Regions from separate parts of the Mus musculus genome. Here region 2 is linked to region 1. The links are chromatin loops, found by intact Hi-C in ENCODE. Cell type or tissue: heart. All regions are shown on one strand. Each heading gives the region's core, and the rest is flanking DNA. Links, peaks and the distances in the headings are about the cores only.

What was found. Hi-C counts contacts between places; a loop is a spot of excess contacts. Peaks named below come from ENCODE experiments on the same cell type or tissue, not always from the same donor. Only the 100,000 strongest peaks of a DNase experiment are listed, where the experiment ranks them.
Region 2: a loop joins it to region 1, with 1.9 times the contacts of the local background. A loop is called at or near these places in 2 of 42 quality-filtered maps.

The regions. Positions count from the first base shown.
Region 1 is chr13:34,329,318-34,340,716 of GRCm38, reverse strand. All of the region lies in intron 1 of Slc22a23 (solute carrier family 22, member 23), which reads left to right. Among named protein-coding and RNA genes, the nearest start is that of Slc22a23, 10 kb to the left of the region's middle. In heart, for the core only: no CTCF peak of the experiment used is centred there; no DNase peak of the experiment used is centred there; H3K27ac peaks cover 2,696 bases.
Region 2 is chr13:34,209,348-34,220,746 of GRCm38, reverse strand. All of the region lies in intron 4 of Slc22a23 (solute carrier family 22, member 23), which reads left to right. Among named protein-coding and RNA genes, the nearest start is that of Gm52037, 17 kb to the right of the region's middle. In heart, for the core only: no CTCF peak of the experiment used is centred there; no DNase peak of the experiment used is centred there.

The DNA of each region.
Region 1 (11,399 bases), core at 1,425-9,424:
TTGGTATCTTTATTGTTTTTTGTTGTTATTGGGTGTTTGTTTGTTTGTTTGTTAGTTTTGTTTAGTTTTGTTTTGTTTTTTAAGACAGGGTTTCTCTGTGTGTAGCCCTGGCTGTCCTGGAATTCACTCTGTATAACAGGCTGGGCTCTAATTCAAAGATCCACCTGCCTCTGCCTCCTCCTGAGTGCTGGGACTAAAGTGTGTGCCACTATGCCCAGCTAACTTTATTAGTTCTTGTATTTGTTATGCATACCCCAGGCTTTTCATCATAGAATTTACAATTCCTTCAGAGTTATGATTGTAGTAATGATGATGTTGGCACCACCTTTATTTTGTGCAGCTTTTTGTAGTTTCTCTTACATGAATTATTCCCTTTGCTCAATAATAGTAACCCAAGGCCAATTTTAACATACCAATATCACCGATTACAGAAAATGAACACACATTTGAATGGATTCTCATAGGAGACAGGTATTCAACAAACTTCCGTATCTCTGTTCTAGCATTCTGTGTTTGATGCTGAGCAGAGCTGTCAGTGTCTTCTTGAGAGGATGAATCAAATAGGTCCCTTTCCCAGAATAGCAGGTTTGGGGTTCTGAAGATGGGTGGGTCTGGACTTGGCTCCTGTGGCCCCCTTTTCTCATTTTCTATGCTGCAGCCCAAAGTTTCTCCTGCTTCTGAGATTTTAATAAATATTTTTTTAATTAAAAAAGCAACCTCATGTATGTTGTTCTTAATAGTTAACACAACTCAACCTGTATTGTTCTACATGACTATAGCTGGCTGCTAACACTCATTGCCTCCTTGAATAATCTCTAGAATTTGGTCAGGAAACAACGCCAGCTAACCTTCCCAAGCCTTTCTTTTTTTCCCAGTAGTTGTAGTTTAAATTGTTCACTCATCTCCTGTTCTCATGAATTTGCAAAGAGTTCTGACCTTTGTCTCGGAAGCTGTTTAATATCCTGACAAGTAATTTGTATCCTTTTTCTTGAAGTTATTTAAAATGACTTCAGTACAATGTAATTAAGACTAAAACTAATTTATACTATCATTGCAATGGTAATATTTTATTAAAAGAAGTCCACAGTGTTATCCTAAAGTAATAACTAGTTTCCACTTTTGAAATGCTTAACACTTATGCATATTTTTTACTCTTCCAGAGTGTTTATTTAATAGAATCTGCCATTATTCTGTATCATCTCAAAAGTATTTGCCAGTCCTTAGAAACACTGTATTTTTATGCGTGCATCTCTCTCTCTCTCTCTCTCACACACACACACACACACACACACACACACACACACACACATGCAGATACCTATGAAGGCCAGAAGAGAGCATCAGATCCATTGGAGTGGAAGTTATAAATGGTTCTGAGCAGCCTGGCATGGGTGCTGGGAACTGAACTCAGTCCTCTGCAAGAGCCGTAAGAGCTCTTAACTAACCAGCCATCTCTCCAGCCATTTAGACACATTTTAAACTTCATATTCTTGCTGATGTGGTAAAATTTCTTGGGTTATCTTTCTAGTATGATTTTGTCATCCCAGTAGTGACTTTTGTATGGTATATATAACACAATGGCATACATTATTATGCAAATTTCTTTTTTAAAAAATTAGCTATAGTAGATAATAGCATGTCTAGTCTATAGTATAAGCAGTGCATGCCTGTAGTCCTAGCATTCAGGCAGAGGCAGACAAATGTCTGTGAGTGTGAGGATAGCTTGGTCTACATAGGAAGCTTCAGGTCAGCCAGAGCCACACAGTTAGATGCTGCTCACAACAAAACAAACAAAGAAATAAACAAAAAACTATAGTATAAGTCAGACTGCTTGCTCTCTCTGCTCCTCAGTTCCACCATGGTTGCCAAATTGTATGTATCCTTCCAAAAACATTCCATTTTCAATCATATATTTACCTCTTGTTTATATCAGAGTTGAATGCACACCAATATATATAAAGCCCTCGTTCTCTTTTATGTCTGTATAGTATTTCTGTTGTATGATTGGGACATACTTTGTTTAACTAGTCACCTGCTAAAAAGGCATTGGGATCATTGTTAGACTTTACTGTTTTATATATGTATTTGTGCAGTAAATAATGATATCTTTACATACAGAAACATTTGCACACATTTGAGGTGTTGTAAGAAGCAAAGGTTTAAGCCCCCTGTTGTGCCTTGAGTATTCTGTATAGAGAACTTAGCAATGTATATGCTCAGAAATAGTTTGTGTGGTCCTGTTCCTGACACCTTCCATAGTTTGGAGAGTTGCCATCCATTAAAATGTTTGCTAGTCTGATGAGTAGAAAATAAAATTTGACTACTGCTGCAGTATTTGCACTTGAAATGGTCTGCGGCTTCACCATCTTTGTGCAGGTTTTTATATTTGCCTTCCTTGGGATGGTCTCCCATCTCTTTGTCTTCCTGTGCATGCAAGGTCCAGGATTACTTCCACCCTGACTGAGAGCAGCACTATGGCCCTTAGACTGCCCTGCCCTGCCCTGCCCTGCCCTGGGTAATTACCTGAGCCTCTGATTCTTCTTGCACTATTTGGTTGTACACACAGCTTGGGTTTGGATGGAGTCAAGCGACATAGTCTTTCCTGTAAATGGAATTATAAATTTTAGATAGCTGTATAAAAGACATGCAATCCAGGTATTTTCTTTACAAGTTAAAAGCCTAGATTGGGCAGATTTGGGAGCTCTAATAACTTACATCCCAACCATATGTCTCTTGTTATTTGCGGTTTCTTGTGGCCATTGGTCCATCTCTTCTCATGTCCCCCCCTCTTCTTTTTCCTCCTCTTCTTCCTTCATCTCTCTCTTCCTCTCTCCTTCTCTCCCTCTCCCTCTCCTTTCTTCTTCTCCTGTCTCTAGCTGTGGGACCCCAGCCAGGTAACTGAAAACCTGACTACCCCATCTTAGGCTTTGGCCTTTTATTGATCAATTAATTTGGAGAGCAAAGTTACATAGCATCACTTGGTGCATATGAAGGTCTCCTCATTGGGTGCAACCAGCTTTTGGGAGCCGGTATTCAGCATTTGCATACATCGGGGCACCAGACCAACCCCAACACTTTCCTTCTATGGCCTCCAGGTCTTCTGTTGTTATGTTTATGATTTCCATAGTCCTGGATGACTGGGGGAAATCCCATGTTTTCTTCTAATAATCTTTTTGATCTCATTTCCTCTTCAGTTTGGCATTGCAATTCTGTTTTGTTTTTATGGTGCTATTTTCTAGAAATGCTAAGACAGGGGTAGAAACCACATTTTTATGTAGACTTGGACTTGCTTATCACCTTTAATTCAGCAATGCAAAGGCCAGAGCTGAGAAGCTGTGGAGAGGCCTGACCCCTCCCTCAGGGAACACAACACTCTCCAGGGCTGTAAGACCTTTCCCCTTCCGTCATCTTGTTCTGCATAGTATGTGATGGTGTTATTGTTGGAAGACACTTCAAGCTCTTCTTCTGTCATTAGCAGTTTTTGCAAGTAGTGATTCATATTGGCTTTTAATCCAAGCTAGAGCTGAGTCAAAAAAAAAAAAAAAAAAAAAAGCCATTCCAAGCCATTCCATTTAAAAGCACACTGGATTTTCTGAATGTTGTTCCTGGCATTACCAGTGGTTGGCATACCAGAGCCACTGTGGGTATCTCTACCCATCTTCACATTAAGTAACATAATGTTGGTAGCTCAAAATGGGTCACCCAGAGGTGTTTACACCATGGAAACTGGAAAACATCACATAGCAGGGATTGCCATGTTTTTTCTTCAGTTAAGCATTTGTCAAGGTAATAAGTATAAGCCCCCCTCCGTCCCCCAGGCTTTCCGTCTTTCCCTCCTCTTTACATACACATATTCTGAACATGGCATTGTGCTGTGTGCATGCTGGGGATATAACGATAGGTGAAAATAGCTCAACTTTAACAGGCCTGGCAGACTGATGGAGGAAGCACCTAACTGTTCAAGTCATAGTCTTTGCATTTCAAACTGAGACAAGTCTATGGAGAGAAAGGGGAATGGAAGGCTAGAACAAAGAAACCTGACAAAATGGGCTGGTGTATCTGAGATGGGCTGAGGGTTGTGAATGCTGAGAGAGGCAAGAGAGAATAGCATGTGTTTCCCAGAGGGCAGACAGCATGTGCAAGTGTCCTGTGGCATGTAGGCACTTGAGGCTGCTCATCACTGGTATGGGAATAGGACAAGGGTCAGGGCCACACAACCCATATTAACAGTTTCTGTAATTCTAGAGTAAGGGGAAAACCATCAATGTACTGAGCAGAGTCGGGGATACGAAGGGCTAAGAGTTCATGTTTTTGAAAAGTTCTCTCTCACCGCGCCATCAGGGTTTGATGATGGGATGTGCAGAGTGGACTGGGTTGTGCCAGCTAAGCCTGAAGAAGACAGTTGACCAGGGAGGTGATGACATCGGTATGAGAGAAAGACAAACAGACAGGAAGGTAGAGTGAGGAGGGCCTAGGTCCAAACATTACAGCTGCTATGAACTCTCAGTGAGGAAGGCAGCCTTTGGGGGTGTCTGGGAGGCCTGGTTTCTGTGTGCTACTGAAAGGTGGCCCATAGAAGGATGGGTCTGAGAGAGGGCAGTGGGTCATTACACTGGAGCTCTGCAGAGTCCTAGCCTGACAGTGAGCAGCCCGCAGTAGGACAGAAGGATCTGACCCCCTTCCCAGGGCAAGGATAGGAAATGCAGGTTCTTGGGAGCATTCCGACATTTCATTTGCTCTCAAGCTAAAGATGAAAGGGTACTAATTAAATTTCTACAAAGCTGAAAGAGCACATCTGGCAAACCTTAGGGGTAGAATGTATTTCCACTGCCCACTTTCCCTGTACCCTTAGGCTACACAGAGGCCGCTTGGCTGTAGGATGTCATGTCAGTAGGAACTTCACGTCCAGAGTCTTTAGTTAATAGAAAATGGAACTGAGGGGTAACTGACATGTCCAATTCTTGTCACCCACTGCCTTTTGTGACCTAGCAGATGCCCCTAAGCACATGTTTGGATTGCTGTGACATCAAAGTGTACTGTTCTATGGCTCTGTGGGCATAGGCTTTTGCCTCTGGGCAAATATCTCTAACCTCTGCCCCCTTGGCGTTTGTAGAACCCCCACCCTCCAACTGGCATCATCTTCCTACCTTTGAAACTGTAGACCCAGAGACACTAAAATATAAACCTGTGATGTGGTTCTCCTGCTTGCAGTCTTTTGGGGCTCCCTGTCATTGCTACATAAACTATGTGGCTTTGACCTCAACTCTACCCACCAGACCACTCCTCCTTGCTACCTCTCTTGTAGTAGTGCACCTCTCAAGCTCTCAGCTGGCCCCTCTTTCTCCTCAACATTTTACTTAAGCTGTTCCATTAATGTAGAACACCATTTCCCTTCATTCTTCCACCCACTGGTTCCTGTCCATCCTTCAAGTCAGCTCAGCCATCATCTGACTGACACTGCCCAGTGATGGTGACAGACACGCAGGATGCAGCATGCTGTTTGCCTCCCCACCAGAGATCTTTGACCCACAAGCTCTTACTGCACACATCTGAACCCCTTGAACATGGCCTACTGACATGAAGGAGTGTTTCAGTTGGTGAATGTGGTTGGCACAGTCAGTGCTCCAGCTTGGAACCAACTTATCTAGATTATTCTTTCCAGCTTCCTCATTGTCAGGGTGGGGCACCTGTTGCCTTACCTCTAGGTAGTGAGAGGACAGAACACTTGGAAAGCATTGCCCCACCCGTCCACCTAGCAAACAGGAGGTACCTGGTTGGCAGGGTGAGGACTGCTTGGTAGGAGAAGACCTGAGAAGGAGGAGGTAATAGACCATACCTGGAAGGGTAATTTATCTCATTGGTGCATAGAGGTGGAGGACATCTCTCCCTGGAGAGTTGAGTGTGCCCTGTACACAGGAATCCTGCACCTAGAATGGTGTGAGCAGCCAGGCTACCAAAGATCCTCTTGCAGTTGGCTGGCTGGTAGAGTTCTAATCTGAGAACTAAACAGGGCCTGAGGCTCACAGGATGTATGTAGATCAGAGGAGGGAGACAGGTGAGTGAATTGCCATGTGGCAGAGAGTGACTTCAGCACACTCTAATATCTGACTGAGCTGCATTGGGAGACAGTCCAGTTCAAGGATGGAAGTTAAGAGAGGTGTCCATGGTGACAGCAGCCCACTGCAGGGCTAGGCAGGAAGCAGGACACTTTCACCTTGGAGTCCTACCCTGGGCATTTTTTTCAAAGCCATTGGCTTTGGCCACAGTAATGGTTGACTTCTAGGCTGGCGGGAGTTAGTCATCTTGTTCTTTTCTTTGCTCGTCTGACTCAAGACTGGCCATTCTCAGTGGCATACCTTACTTTGCATAAATGGCCAGAGACGACCAGGCCCTGTGCTTCTGTGAAGGGTGGCGGTTATGGAACCAATAAGAGTAGGCTTCCCCTGGACTCCATCACTGCTGTGCAAGACTCTCTAGCCTGAACAGTATCATATTCCATCAGACCTCTCATGACACTTGGTCTATAAGCAACAGAACAGCATTGCAAATCATGCTAACAAACCGAAAAGGAGTTTGTTGTCGAGATGCACCGTCGTGAGTGGGGTGGGCTCCGAGATAGCCAAGTCATGCTTTCTCAGCCTTTCAGAAACCCTGGCATCACCATTTCTGTCGTGCCCCACATCCTTGTCCTCATTGTCCTCTTGTAAACCATGGTTACTCTCATCCTTGTTTTCAAATATTGGCTCCTTTACCCTCCATGCCAACCCCAGCCTGGAGTGGAGGATGGCAGGTTCCAGACCAGGCATGCAGTTACCTGAGCTGAGGATCTCCCTGGGACAGTGACTGGGTGTGGGACCTGTTCTTCTCTGGCTGGGGTGAAGGATTAGAGGCAGAGCTGTTTGGTAATTAATGGCGAATGACTGAGTATTGCTGATTTAGTTGATAAATGCTTTGGTAGGTATCCCTTTCCTTCTCAGACACCCAACCTGTCACTCACCTGGCCATTCAAACTGATGGTGCCAATGGCAAGGACCTTCTGAGACCTTTTTTGGAATAATTAAAAATGATCTTCAGTGTTAATTGCACATCACCCAAGGAGCTTGGAAAGTGCCCCCAGATGTCAGAAACTGGAAACGCTTTTTGCAAATTCTCACTTCCACCTCTGCCACCATATGGGCACCAGCTCCATAATTTGCAGAGCCCTTGTACAGAGTGAAAGTGCATTCAGGGTAGTAAAATACCTGGACAGTAGTGACTGGAGAGCAGGAGGCCAAGTGTGGATACTTCTGAGAGTTGCTTCTAGTGGCCCTAGGCTGTCACTGTTGAGTAAAACACACACACACACACACACACACACACACACACACACACACACACAGATGCCCCTGCTGTAGAGCTAAGCAAGCCCTGTACCCTGATCTTTTCCTGGGTCTGTATGTCTTGATTTATTTTTGTTGTTGTTGTTGTTGTTGTTGTTTTACTTATTTATTCATATTCATTCTCTACCCCACCCCCAATCCTTTGTTGTATTTCACACCTTTTTCTACATTTCTTTTGGTAAGGAGCCAAACTCATTTTGGGAGAGGTCCCCCACTTCTGCCAAGAAGCAGCATCACGCAGCCCTAGCAGGTATATTCCAGGTCTTTTGTGGGTGGAGCTGTGTTGTACAACATGGAGGAGCTAGGGATCTGCTCACACGGGAGAGGGCAGTCAGGCAGTTCGCTTATCTGGACTGGAAACCAAAGCGCTGAGTCACAGGGATGTGTGGCAGAGAATGTTAAGTCATAGCCGTGCTAGGGAAGTGTTTATCAGACTTTTATGTCTGAACTGGAGAAAAGCAGAGTCATCCCTTTGTATGATCCTACTAGCTGGCAGTCATACTTCTTGGTGTCGTGTTTAGAATAAGAAAAGCAGAGGATGTCAGAGAGGCTCCCGAGGTCATGCTGAATTATGGTTTACGCTTTCGGGCCTCGTAATTTTGTACTTCATAGAGTTTCCTCCCAGATTAGATTAGAAGCTGCCTCTCTGTGTTTAAAAGACACATAACACATTGAGCAGCCTTGACTGTCACATACCGAGGACGTCCCCCGTGGCAACTGTGTATATGTACATAGTGTCTAAAGTGAACACACAGTGGTTATCCCAGGATTTTTTTTTAAGTTTTCGTTTTTTAAATGTTGGTAACATACATCCCGAAATTGACCATCCTTAAGTACGTTGAGTGTGTTAAGTATGTGGCACTATGTTTAATCACATACTCCTGTAGCCTTACCGGGTCTGTTTCTTTCATCTTAGCTATAGCTTAGTCCCTATTTAAACAGTCTTCCCCATCCTTCAGCCCCCATCCCCAGATCCCAATGGTCACTGTCCTACTTTCTTTTTCTATGATTCTTACCACTCTAGGTATTTCATGTAAATGGAAATTAATATCTATCCCCTTGCAACTGTCAAATGCTGCTTGCAGGTGTCTCCAAGGTTCATCTGTGTTCTAGCATTTGTCACAATCTTTCTTGAGGTGGATTCTGCTATATTTATGAGTATACCCTTTTATGCTTAGACTTTCATCCATGACTGACACCTGAGTTGTCCCCTCCCCTTATAACGAAAACGACGTGGCTGTGAACGTAATGGTATTTCTTGAAGATACCTAATGCAGCTCCTCTCATTTCCCCTGTTAGAGCCAATTTTCTGGTCCTATGCAGGCCTTCTCTGGTCTTTGTCTCTGTATTATCACCATGGGCACGTGATGTAGATGATGATATGGACCCAGAGAGGGAATTTGTGCAGAGGTAGCTACATCTGTAATCTGTGCAGATCAAGAAACAATGTGGGTCTGAAACTGAGGGTTAGAGAGGTACAGAGGTGGGCAGAGCTGGGAGGGTGAGTATGGTGCCCAGGTAAGAGAACAGATTGAAGCGTAGGAGCCCAGAAGAGGTCCAGAGGCTCAAGAAAGCAGGAAGGCCCTGGCAGGGTGTACCTCATCAGCTACCCAGGAGGTGGATTTGTGTTTGAATAAGTAGAAGATGAAGATGGAACTTCCTCTGCCAAGGAGCTGGTGGTAGCTGAGTGGGGACATGCACAGATGCAGCCTGGATGCAGACATGGGACTCCACCCACCTTGGCCCTGGAATTTGTCCTTAAGTTAGAGTTCAGCTCCCTCTCCCACAGTAAACAATGAGTCTCTGAAATTTGTAAGCAGGAAAAAGACAGAAGAGCGTGATTTTATAACATGGGGAGACCCAGAGGAGAGAAGCCAGCCTCATCCTAGCCTCAGGCTCCTGTCTACCCCAGGATTCTGACCACAGCCCCCTTGATGCTGTCCCTGTCACACATGCATAGCACTCTCTACCTTTTGAAACCCGCTCAGCAAGCTCCTGTCTTATAATATGGCCAAGTCCTTGCCTGCATGTTGTTTCTTCCTTGTGCATGCATGCAGCACTGGGAGATGGCCCTGTGGTACAGTGTACCCTGTGGCCACTGCATGGTCTGTGCTGCTGCAGATGACTGTCAGGCTAGCTAAATGACAGATCTCACAGGACTGCTAAGAGGCTCCAGTTGGCCTCCCTGGGTTAGCTCATATAGCTGCTATAACAAACAGCAGAGACCAGGCATCTTAAAGCAGGGGCCATGCATTTCCTCAGTTGTGCCTGCTGAAATATACTCAGATGGAGGCAAAATGGGCATGATTTCTCCTGATGCACATCTCCACTTGCAAGTGGTTGCCCTCCTTGGCTTCTCCTCACCATCTAACTCCTGTGTGTGTCCCTGTCCTCATCTCTCCCTCTTTTTCTGTACTGGGATAGAACATATAGCCTCCAGCATACCAAGCCTGTACCCTACCACTGAGTCACCTCCTCCAGCACCTCCTCTTGAAAAGGCACCAGTCTAACTGGGTTAGGGCACACCTACAGGGCTATGGCTTAAACATAGGCACAGGGGATACAGTTTGCAACACAACCATGGAGTACCAGCATAACCCTGAATAGAGCAGCCCTGAATGGATCAGATGGGCAGTGTGGGTGTTTCTTGAAACCCTAGGCCTGTTACTTACTGGATGGAACCGTCTTGGGGGCCTGTGATCTTATCTTCTCTTTAGCCCCTAATCTCTGCACTGGTGCCCACATTGTAACTGAGTAGCTCTTGCTGCTGGCTGGACTTACACAGTCCCTGGCTGACTTTCCTGCTTCTGTCCCTACCCAAACCTGGGTCCTGGCTGCCAATCTGTTTCCAAGACAATAATATGTCTTTGCAACCCAGAATCTACCCCTCCATGCTATCCCCTCATTTCCTTCAGTTCCTCCTGCTTCCGTACTCCAACACTCCCATCCTCTGTCCTGCTGCACTGGCCAATGTGTGGGACCTCAGCTCTTGGACATGCTGCATGGCACCAGTAATGAAGTCAGTGAGGGAAATGGCTCCCTCCCTTCTGAGTGAGGTCACATGATTTAATTCTAGCATAATCCACATACAGGCTACCTCAAACCCCAAATTCATGGAGCTGTTTATCTTAAGAAGCCACTGGATATTTGAAGCTATGCCAGGCTGGGGTCTGAATGGTGTTGTCACTGAGAGCTGATGAATTTCAGAACTTGGTGCGATAGTGCCTTTTCATGGAATGAACAGGTCCCTGAGTCGGGAGAGTATGTCCAGAGCACTTAGGCTTACTAGAAAGGTCTGAGAAATTCCCGAGGCATCTGTGGTTTAAAGATGCTCCCTGGATGATTAACTCTGTGTGGGATCGGTCCCCCCAGAGACATTTATTCTCTTTATTTGGTTGTCATGCCTAGGTGTGTCCGGAGTGGGGGGCATGGCTGCTATTGGCATCCAGCTGGTAGAGGCCAAGACTGCTGCTCATCCTGTAGAACTGGGTCCAGTCCTGGTACTCCTACTGTAGAAAGTCTGGCTTCTGCTGATAGTAGTGTGGATGAGTATTTCCTGGCCACACCCAGCAGATGCCTATGCTGTGGAGAGTCAGCTCTGTGACCCGGGCTCCTCTGCTGTACAGGTGAGAATCTGGGGAAGAAAGAGGGTCACCCTGTCCTGTGTGGCTCAGGGCAGTCATTGCTTCCAGTTTCCTGGTGGTAGTAAAGGTTAGCCATGCTTGCAACCTGCAACATACGTGGGAACCCAGACTCTACATGTTTCTGCACAAATGGATGTTACCAGCGACCAAGACACATGCTCTCTTTTTTTCTTTTCTGTAGTGCATGAGGGATTGAGTATCAACCCCAGGGCCTCATGCATGAGAAGTGCTCACCACCCAGTTTTATCTCCAGTCTCCCAGCTCCTCTCTTTTCTTTCTACTTCTTTTTTAAATAATGTTTTTGAAATTATAATTACATCATTTTCCCCTTTCCTTCCATCTCTCATCCTTCCATTTGCTCTCTCTTTCTCTTTCA
Region 2 (11,399 bases), core at 1,711-9,710, 120 kb after region 1:
GCTCAGTTGGAACCCTCTCATCCAGTGCAGCTCAGCACTGTACTTTTGAAGTGATTCATTTTACTCAGTAACTGTGTACATATAGAAAGACCCCTGTCTGTCTGTCAGTCTGTCTGTCTGTCTACCATACCCCATGCTTAGCTCTGGCTAAGCCAGTCCCAGCAACTTGTCCCAAACCTCTCTAATTCTCTGCTTTGTCAGCTCTATGAAAAGTGGGTAGCAATCATTCTACCTTAGGGGTTGTTTTAAGACTAAAATGATGTGTCCAAAAGGATGCATGCAAGAACAATCTAGAGGGAGACTTGGGGACAGAGCCTAGAGCCCTTCCACTGAACAGACATGTAACCTTTGGCAGGTTGTTTATCCTCTGGACCTCAAGTCCATCAGTGCCCTAAAGTCATAACAGTAAAGGATTGGGCTGGGAGAATTAATACAGATACCTTAACTGATGCCTGCTACCTAGTGTCACATATGCTAGTGGTTATGATCAGCATAATTATATTTTATTATTGCTTATTAAATATTGATTACATTTAATTGATATTTATATAAAATATATGCCAAATATTAATGCTATTTGGCGTGTTAGGTCTTAAGATCCCACAAGTATTAACTGCTACTGCTGTGGTTGTAGTACCCTTAATAGAAACCTGTGTGTTGGAGCAGCAATAATTGCCAGGAGACATGAATTCCTCCTTTTCCTACTAGCTTTTAAAGGCTCCACAAGAGTTGGTGGCTTTGAAGACTGTGTGGATGCCTGCCCTTTATCATCGCCTCTCTCATTACCACTATCCTGCCATCTCCTCCTGTTGGCTCCGTTCTTTGATAAGCTCCAGTGACTGCTGGAGGGAGAGGTGAATGGTAGCACCGGCCAGCACAACCAGCTGTTGGTGGCAAAGTACAGAGAGTGACACATTTTCCTTAACAAGGAAGTATATACTGCCTGCATTCAGGGTGCCCAGCAAGATGCTTGGTGGCTGCTAGCACTCTAAGGCACAGACACAGAAGCTAAGCAAACCACTTGCCCAATGCAGATCCTCAAACCAAAAGTCGTGGTAGTCATGGTAATCATGCTGTGAAGATAAAGGCATGGAAGGGCTCTTCTCATCAAGGTGGTAGACAGGAAGTGAGCATAGATAAACCTCCAAGAAACTCCCAAATTTCCAGAACCTCCTAAAAATAGCACCACCAATTGGGGCTAGAATGTTTAAAACATGAGCTTGTGGAGGTGCTTCAGATTCAAACTGTAACCCTGTGGTTTGGATGTGGATTTTTTCCATACCCATTCTTATGCTAGGAGCTTGGTTTTCAGTGTAGTGGTGTTAGTAGGCAGTGGGACCTTTCAGAGGTTGGGGTGGGGGTCTCATAGTTTAGTGATTAGGGGTATGTCCATAGAAGGGACTGACACTGTTCTCACAGAGCAAGTGACCTGCCCCTAAATCTCTCTGGCATCTCTCTCATCACGTGATCTCATCATGTGATCTCTGCCACACACATTCTATCCTTATGCTTCCACCCACCTGAGGTCCTCACCAGATGTCTAACCAAGGCTGGTCTTGGACTTTCAGTCTTACACACTGTGGGCTTTTGTATGCTGCCCTGGCATAGACGTTTTGTTTTAGCAACAGAGAAAGGACTAAATACAGGCTTGGTATACAATTAGAACTGAGCTCCATGAATAAAGCCAAGAATCAAAGACAGAAAATCTTTGCTCACCACAGGGTCTCCACCCACAGCTAGCTGACTCCCTGAACTGTAGACAGAAAAAGATTCTCTAAGGTAAAAGAAACCAAAGCTTTGAAGTCTGTACTGTGCATGTGCATACGCATGCATGCACAAAAATTTAGCCACTTGCCAAGGCTAAGATGTGGACCTTCTAAAGTTAACAAAGCCTCCCGCAGATGCACACAAAGCTCTCATGGAAGAAAATTACTGGCAAGGATGAGCTCACAGACAAAATTCATACATTCCGGGGCTGGGGGGGGGGGGGGGAGAAGGTGTTATGAGGGCCAAAAACTGTAAACTTGGGAGTTTGCATCTAAGAAACCCCAGAACACAGAATAATCTGGGAAGAAAATTAGGTATTATTTGAGTACCTACCCCAGGCTACTACTATTATTCTAGATAAGATACCTGCACACAAACAAGTTGTTATTCTCTGGAAATACAGAAGGCAGGCACAGGTGAAATGTAGCCCATAGATCACAGCCCCCTAAACAAGCCAGGAAAAGGCTTGTCTTGGGGTTACTATTCTTGTGATGAAACACCATGACCAACTCGGAGAGGAAAGTGTTTATTTCTCTCATAGTTCCATATAACAGTTCATCATCAAAAGCAGTGAGGGCAGGAACTCAAACAGGGCAGGAACCTGGAGGCAGGAACTGATGCAGAGGCCATGGCAGGGTGCTGCTTACTGGCTTGCTCAGCATGGTTTCTTATAAAACCAGGACTATCAGCCCAGGAATGGTACCACCCACACTGGGCTGGATCTTCTCCCATCAATTACTAATTAAGAAAATATCCTACAGGTTTGCCTACAACCCGATCTTATGCGGGCATTTTCTCAGATGACTTTAACTGTGTCAAGTTGACATGAAACTATTCAGTACAATTGACCCCTTGTCGACTTAGCACACAAACTCATCACTGTAAAGCCACAAACATTGCAATATAAAGCAATATAAAGCTGGAGAGATAGCCCAGTGGTTAAGAGCACTGATTGCTCTTCTGAAGGTCCTGAGTTCAAATCTCAGCAACCACATGGTGGCTCACAACCACCCATAATGAGATCTGATGCCCTCTTCTGGAGTATCTGAAAACAGCTACAGTGTACTTACATATAATAAATAAATAAATCTTTAAAAATAAATAAATAAAACATTTTACAAACTTAAAAAGCCCCACACTCTTACAAATTCAAACACTTTAAAAAGTTAAGTCTCGGGCTGGCAAGATGGCTCAGCAGTTAAGAGCACACCAACTGCTCTTCTGAAGGTCCTGAGTTCAAATCCCAGCAACCTCATGGTGGCTCACAACCACCCATAATGAGATCTGACACCCCTTTCTGGTGTGTCTGAAGACAGCTACAGTGTACTTAATAATAAATAAATCTTTGGGTAGGGACTGAGCGAGTGGAGTTAACCAGAGTGAGCAAGGCCGACCACAGAGAGCAGAGGTCCTAAAATTCAATCCCCAACAACCACATGAAGGCTCACAACCATCTGTACAGATAGAATGTACTCACATACATAAAATAAATAAAAAAATAAATAGATAGATTGATAGATAAATAAATCTTTGAAAAAAGTTAAGTCTCTTTTAAAAAATCTAGTCTCAATTGTGAGAGGTGAAAATCAAAATTAAGCTTAATATTTTCTTACTTCAAGAGGAAAGAATCAAAGCCCAGCACAATCAAAGCAGAGCAAAACTGAATTCCAACTGTGTAAATAACTCAGTGTCCAGTGTCTGGGGTCCACTCATGATCTGGGTGCTTCCAAGGGGCTTGGGTCACTTCTCTGGCTCTGCCCTCTGTAGCACACACAGCTTGTCTTCTAGGCTTGAGCAGTCTCCACTCCACCGCTGCTACTGTTCTTGGTTCTGGCATCTCCAATTCTGGGGTGTCTGTGGCAACTGGGCTGCACTTTTACCCATAACCCCTCCTGGGCTCTCTTCATGTTACCAAGCCTCAACTTCTTCATGATCCCTTCAGTCCTGGGGTTTCAACTGCTGCTGAGGCTGCACCTTCCCCAGTGGCCTATCGCAGCCTGCCATAGTGCCTATTCTCAGCTGCTTTTCATGACCCCTTCAGACTTTAAAACCAGTACCATCTGGGTAGCTCTTCTATTACCAAGTTCAGCTGCCAGCATGAGCTACACCCCTGGCCCTCTCTGGAACACAGCTTCTGGGCGCCAGCCCCAAGGGAACACTTCCCCAAAGAGTTCCCCTCAGTGATGCTGGTCTCTTGTTAATCATAAATGACTCTTCAGCTCCAGCTGACCAGACACCAAAGACTCTTCGTACAAATTGCCCAGGAAAAAATTGGCTTTCCTCTGAGTTGTCACAAGCCAGGACTCCATCATCTGTGCTGTCCTTAGCATTCTTATCTTCCAAGCTCCTACAGAACAGTCACCAAACTTTAAACACTCAATGGCTTTTGTGACCCAAAGTTCCAAAGTGCTTCTGCAGTTCTCCCAACAACATTGGTGAGGTCTGTCACAGCAATACTCTACTATCCTGGTGACAGTGTCTTTCCTAGTTAGGGTTTCTATTGCTGTGATGAAACACAACAACCAAAGCAAGTTGGGGAAGAAAGGGTTCATTTGGTTTACATTATCACTGTCCATCATTGAAGGAGGTCTGGACAGGAACTCAGACACAACAGGAACATAGAGGCAGGAGCCCATGCAGAGGCCACAGAAGAGTGCTGCTTACTGACAGACTTGCCTGTAGCCCAATCTTTTGAGATAGTTTCTTAACTGAGGTTCCCTCTCCTCAGAAGACTTTAGCTTGTGTCTAGTTGACATAAAACTACTGAGCACACCTATGCTTTGAGAAGATCTGTCCTTTTGCCCTGCTGGGTAAAGGAAACCACTGTGCTATGGGTTGTGTGATGTAAGGCAATGCCTACAAAGTGGACAGTAGACTCACCTGAATGTCTCATTAGAGAGGTGTTTCGGAAGTGACCCCAGTGGGATTTGTCAGCGGACCCCATGTGGCTCGTGAGGGTAAGAGAGGAAGCTGGGGCTGGGTCTTTGGATAGGAGGGGCTCAGGAGTAGGGAGTCCAAAGTCTGCTTTGCCATTGGAGTTTGAGGGTGATGGGATGAAATCAGCTGCTGTAGATGTCCCAGTGCTCCTTCTGAAGGCAGTGGAGGAAGACAGTGTTCTCAAATGTTAATTTCACAGCTATCTAGGTAAGGTGGAGCCAAGAGATCTGCAGGTGTTCATAAGAAAAAATAGTTTATTGCTCACAGTTCTGAAGGGGGGGATCACAAAACATCCCATGAGGCCATATGAGGAAAAACCAGAAAGCAGAGTGGAGGGGGACAGACAAGGTGTGCAGGAGCCTTTATTGTAGTTTCTTCAGGAAAGACTGGATGAGGCATAGTAGGACAGTTACAGGTCAACTAGTGTCAGGGTATGGAGCTGTCCCCAGCTGTCTGCTATTCATCCCTGGGGTTATCATAGCAGGTGGGTAATTGCTTGGTATAAGAGGTTGATCTAGGTCTAAGAGGTTGTTAAGGTATGGTCTCTAGACTGGTTAATTTTTGTGTAAAACCTGAAGCTGAGCCTCTTAGTATTACTAAGAATGAGTTAACCCTTGGCAGAGCTGGGCAGGGTGCTCCAAGGTGAGCATAGCCACCACACATCTAGACACTGGCAAGTTAAAAGGCATGCTTAGCATACAGCCAGCCCTTCTATACAAGCGCAGGACAAGGCCTCCAGTACAAGCCAGACTGGTAGGGATTTGGCAAAGGATTCATGAGAAGCAGCCGAATGAAGGTACCCTTTGGTGATTGGAAGGTCTGTGTCATGGGCTGTGGGGGAGGATTTCTGCCCCCCCCCCCCCGTGAGTCTGAGAACCAATGCCAAAGTAAGCTGCTTTCGGATGCTTACAGCTCATGTCACCTTTGGGTGAGGCAGAACCAGCTGACTTTTCTCTGTGGGCTGGAGATGAAGGAAGTGCTACAGAAGGCAAGGAATGGGGAGTGCAGAGAGAACAAGGGTGAGCTTGCTTGTGTGTGGGCACCCCAGGGTGCTGCACAGAGGCACTTAAGCACTTTGTCATGAAGCAGGTACAGAAGAGACTGTACCTGTGAGTGGGCACAGTCAAGGGTGGGTGAAGGTATCTGCAGCCTCCACGCACCCTGTCTTGGTGCCAAGTAGAAATTCTTCTGTAGTTGTTTGCTTAGCCGTTCATTAGCCCTTAAGAAAGGGCAGCACATCTTAGTCCTAATCCAGAAGAAAGTCAAACTGACCCATCCATGTAAACCCTTCCAGATTCACCGTGCACAAATGAATACAGAGAATAAAAGTCATGATCTAGAACATCAGAGGGCAGAAGAATAAGAGGAATTCTGCCAGGTGAAGCAGGGAGATAGGTAGGAGGTAAGAGAAGGGTGAATCGGACCTTAAGAAAGAGCTGCAAGAGTGGGAAAGATGCCTCCCCCAGCTGGCTGCAGCTGGCCCCAGCTGGCCCCAGCCTACTGGCAGTATAGCTGGTAACAACTCCTCAGTAAGAGCTCCCCATACAAACACAGTCTTGCCCTGCATTCTCATCGCTGTATCAAAGTCTGTATTACATGAGTATGTCTCAGGAGACTACAAGTGTGGAAGACTGGGGGGTAGTAGAGGGGCAGGGAGTAGGGGATTTCCTGGTCGGGACTTACTGCTGAGGAGTGGCAGAAAGGAAATGGAAAAGACTGGAGTTTTTCTGGAGGAGCCGAAGGAAGCAGGGGCAGTGCATGCCATCCCTGTGGTTGGGTGCATGCTGTCATCTCAGTCACAGTGAAAATGTCACATAACAGGTCCAGAAGACATGGCAGGTTTGGTAATACAGACTACTCACACATCTGCTGTGTACCCTCCTGTGCTGGTGAACATCTGTGTGCCAACTCAATAAGAACCCATGAAAGATATGTGTGTGTGTGTGTGTCTCTATTCTTCAAACTGTGTTTCCTAGGTATCAGGGCTATCTTCATAAACAAGGCAGACACAGCCCTGCCCTCACAAACCATCAAGGCAAGGAAAGAAAACCACACTTAATATTTACATCCCAAAGCACTCTAGAGTATGTAGATTTCAGTATGCCTTAACATTCCAGGGATGTGCTTTCTTCAAGATCAGCTGCAAGCTTCCTCCTGGGGGAGGCAGCAGTGTTCAACAGAGTGATCCAGGTTTGCCTGGGAAAAAAACCCAGAAAATCCAAAAGCTTTCCCAGGGACCCAGGGAGATGGTTCAGTGGGTGAAGCTTGAGCCACTCAAGTGTAAGGATCTAGAGTTCGGCTCCCTACCACCCATGTAAATGCAGGTGTGGTGGCCTTCCTGTAATCCCAGCGTGGGAAGGTGAGGGAGGTGGTAGGAACAAAGAAGATCTTCAAAGCAAGCTGGCTAGATGGACTAAATGAATCCTCAAGCTCTGGCTTCACGCAAGAGAATATATAAATGGAAAGCAACCACAAAAGGTCCCTAAAGTCAACCTTAGAACTTTGTAGGCATGTGCACTTGAACATATACCCATATATATACATACATGCATATACCACAAACACACATGAAGTGTTCTGGGGCTGCAGGTGAGTCCTGAGGTCAGAGAAGCAGTCCTGTGTCAAGAAAAAGAGCAGTCCTCTTGCATGTGGCATAGGGACCCAGTGCCCTTTAGGACAGGGCATAAAGGATGTGCTAAGGTGCCCTCGGTTGGCTGAGTCCAACCCCATTCACAAAACAGGATCTGAAGCTCTATATTGAGAAACAGATGTTTCACTGAAGGGTGAGTGCCAACAGCCAGGTCACTTCCACTGCTGACACAGGCGTCACCTTGGTTGTCTCAGATATCCAGCATCAGCGGTATTTCCACAAGTGCTTGCAGGCGGAGACAGGAGTTTGGGCTCCGGTCTAACCACCTTACCTGCACTACAGAGCTATAAACACATGTGACTCATTCTGGAAACTCCCGTCCTGGCTGTGTTCCCGCTGCCTGCACTGGGTTACCTGCCTTGCTTACCTGACAACCCCATCAGCAGCTACAGGTGTCTTGTTCGCAGACGTTTCTGTTCCTGGCTTGTTTCTATACCCCTGCAGGGGAGCAATAGAGGTGGCTTTCTTGCACTCCGCCAAGACTCTTCATCAGGTACCTGCTGGAAACTACCCTCAGCTTGGGTTCACCCACCATGAATGCCCTGTGTAGAGACATGTACCAGATGTGTGAAGATGGTGAATTATTAACCACACCTTGTCGAGCTGGAATTTCATCCTGACGAGAGAGCTTTGCAACCATCACAATCATTAGAAGCACGGGAGATGACGCTGAGAGAGGGGAAGCTAGATGGGAAATAACAGGAAACAACAAAGGAAAGGGATTAGGCCAGTTCTCCAGGTGAGAAAGGACTCTTGTGATGGTGGGAAGAAGGGGGGAGGAGGTGGCACCTACTGTGCTCAGCAGCTGTAGAAGGAACTAGCACAAGGGAGGGAGTGAACAGAGAGCCTTAGAAACAAGTGCCTGTGTTTAAATGTTTCCAGAGAAATACTATAAAAACATATAAATGGCCTCAAGCTACATAGGTCCAGTTAAAAATGCTAACAATTTCATTATCTATAAAGACAGCAAATGGTCTTAATTTGTACATGTCACTAAAACCATTTTAAGCAGACTCATATAGATTTTTATAATTTGTTGAAATTGTGGTTTTGTGGGGCAGGTTGTTTGTTTGTTTGTTTGTTGTTTTTGAAATGGAGTCTTGCTATATTGCCCAAGCTGGCCTCAGACTCCTGAGCTCAAGCAGTCCTCCTGCGTAGCTGAGGCAGCAGGTGTGCATCACTACACAGCTGAAGGCTGCTCTTTGGAAGCCACACTAAGCACTTACATCCCCAAGTGACGTTGATCTTCCCAGGGACCCCTAAAGTTGTCACTGTGGTAGCTTCCCAAGCAGATAGAGGAACTGAGGCACAGAGATACCCCCATGGCTTCCCAGAGGTCCTTTGGCTGCTAGCTCAGCTCAATCCCATGCTGCGGTGCTCCTAGGCCCGGAATGTGCATGGGCCACCAAAGGTAGCATACACTTGGTGCAGAACTTAGTTCTCATCCTGGAAGATTCCATGAGCCCTCTAACAATGACAACAACATTTCTTCAAGTCATAAGGGCATTGCTACCTATCCTAATAGGAGCACAGTGAAAGTCTGTTAAATGGATTACTTGTGCTGCTTGCTGCTTAAATATGAGTTTAAAAGATGTGTGAGTTCATAGATCGGTTTGCTTTTCTTTCCCAAGCGTGAGAAGCACAACATGATCCTCCATCAAAAACAATTTTATTTTAAAATATCACATTATACAAAGAGATTCAATCACAGATAAAACAAGGTTGTAGGGTTCTCAGAACACACGGGACTCATCTGTATTAACAATTACTCACAGGGGGAACGGGTCTCCCTCACAGGAAAAGGGAAAAGATGAGTCACAGATGCTACAGTCTCTGGGAACATGAATAGGTACACAACAATCCATTCACAAGCTTCAGTGAGCAGTTTGCAACTGATTCGTGGGCATATTGGCTCATGCCTTCAATCCCAGCATGCAGAAGACTGAGGCAGATGGAGGTCTGTGAGTTCAAGGCCAAGCTGGCCTACACAGAGTATTCAAGACAGCCAGGGCTACACAAGGAAACCCTGCTTCAAAAGAAAAAGAAAGAAAGAAAAGGGAAAAGAAAAGGCTGTAAAATTCTTAGCAAAAAAGAAAAGAAAAGAAAAGAAAAGAAAAGAAAAGAAAAGAAAAGAAAAGAAAAGAAAAGAAAAGAAATCCTTCTTATCTTGGGGCTCAGTGGCTAAGAGCACTGACTGCTCTTCCAGAGGATCCACGTGGCAGCTCACAGCTGTCTGTAACTCCAGGATCTGACACTCCCACACAGACATATAGGTAGGCAAAATACCAACGTACATGAAATAAAAATAAATTATTAAAAAGATCCTACATTACCTAGATAATAATGAAGCATCATGTAATACTAACAAAGGCACATGTATGCCGGTGGGGAGGGGTTCACCTTCCTCAGAGCCGTAGCCTCTTCTGTTGTTCTGACTCAAGTCTACTATCTTCCCCCAAACCTATGCTCACAGAAGCATCCCCAATTAAATGCAACAGGACATGTTTGTGCACTCATCCCCACATGCACACACAGAGAGAGAGAAGAAAGTAGGAAAGAGCATGTAATGGGGAGGAAATATGATCAAAGTGTATATATGCAAGTTTATGTAATTATGAGAGAAGTAATTAAGAACACAGACCTAGAAGTTCAAATGGCAGTGCCCATTTCAATCATGAAAGTTGAATGAGCAGTTGAAAGTAAGCTGGAAATGTCTCAGCTGCTGTTCGGAGCCTGCTGATCACACGAGATGTTGGGAGCCCTTGGGTAAGAAGAGTCTTCATTTCAGCTTCTGAGTACAGAGTTCTGTACAATGCCATGAATCCCATTGCTTACACATGTGCCTTTAAGCAGAGGTATCGAGAGGTCTGAGACATAGGGAAGTATGGCTCTCTGACACCATGCAAGCCCTACCAGGGTAGTGAGCTCCTGTCGTCCCCAGGACAAGGACATGTTCCACAAATCCATCTCACTGCCCTACCACAGCAGCTGGGGCTATGGAAGGCCAGCTTGGAAGCCACTACAGCCTGTAAACCAGGCAGAGGGCAGACAGGGTGAGCATGTGTTAGAGTCTGAGCTGTTGGTGCCTGGCTCAAGTCAGGTGTCAGATGCTAAATGACTGCTGCACAGGCAGCTGGTCAGAGTCCATACAGATGGATAGAAGGAGATGTAGGGGACCTGTGAAACCAGTACTAAAAAGGTGGCAGTTTGATCTCCCTCAGGCATTGGAACTGGCTAACTCCAATCAGGATAAGTTTCCGAGGGAGCTGGGAGAGGTGTTCACAGTGGTGATGAGGCATCTGCTAGGTATGAGGACAAATCAGGGCAGGCAGGAGACTCCCACATGACAAGTAGATACTGTATCCAAGGTATCTGTCTGCCACCCTGATGGGCGTAGGATTAGAGCCTAGGTCAGAAGATGGTCCCTTGGAACAGCTGTTTGGCCCATCCCCAGCAAGCTGTAAACAGAGGTGCCAGTAAAGTTCTAGTTAGGTGCAGAAGTGGCAAATTCATCTCTTCTGCCTCTTTCCCTCCTTACCCCACCCCCACCCCCTTTCCTGGTAATTAAATCTAGAACCCTGTGCATGCTAAGGGAGCTCTCAACCACTGAGGAGTTCATCCCAGCTCCTTTATATTTTATAGTTTTAGATGAGGTCTTGCCAAATGATCCATCCTGGCCAGGAACTCACTATTCTAATCCGACCTAGCCTCCAGCTTGCTATCACCCTGCCTTGGCCTGGCAAGCGCTGAGATTATAGGTCTGCACCACTTTGTCTGTCAGAGTACCACATTTTCTGTATCACTTGCAAATGGTGTCAAATCAGTTCCCTGTACAGCTTTGCCCCTTTCATGCCCTGTGTACCTTCTGATTTCTATGGCTTGATAATCACTTCCACAGGAGGAAGAGTGAGAAAGTGGAGAATATTAACTGGGGTTTGTGGGTGGATGAGCACCAGCTGCATGCAATATAATGTTACAGATTATAGGTGTGTCTGTATGGGAGCTAAATCTCAGGTCTTTATCTGCTAAAGGCATGAACAGAGTA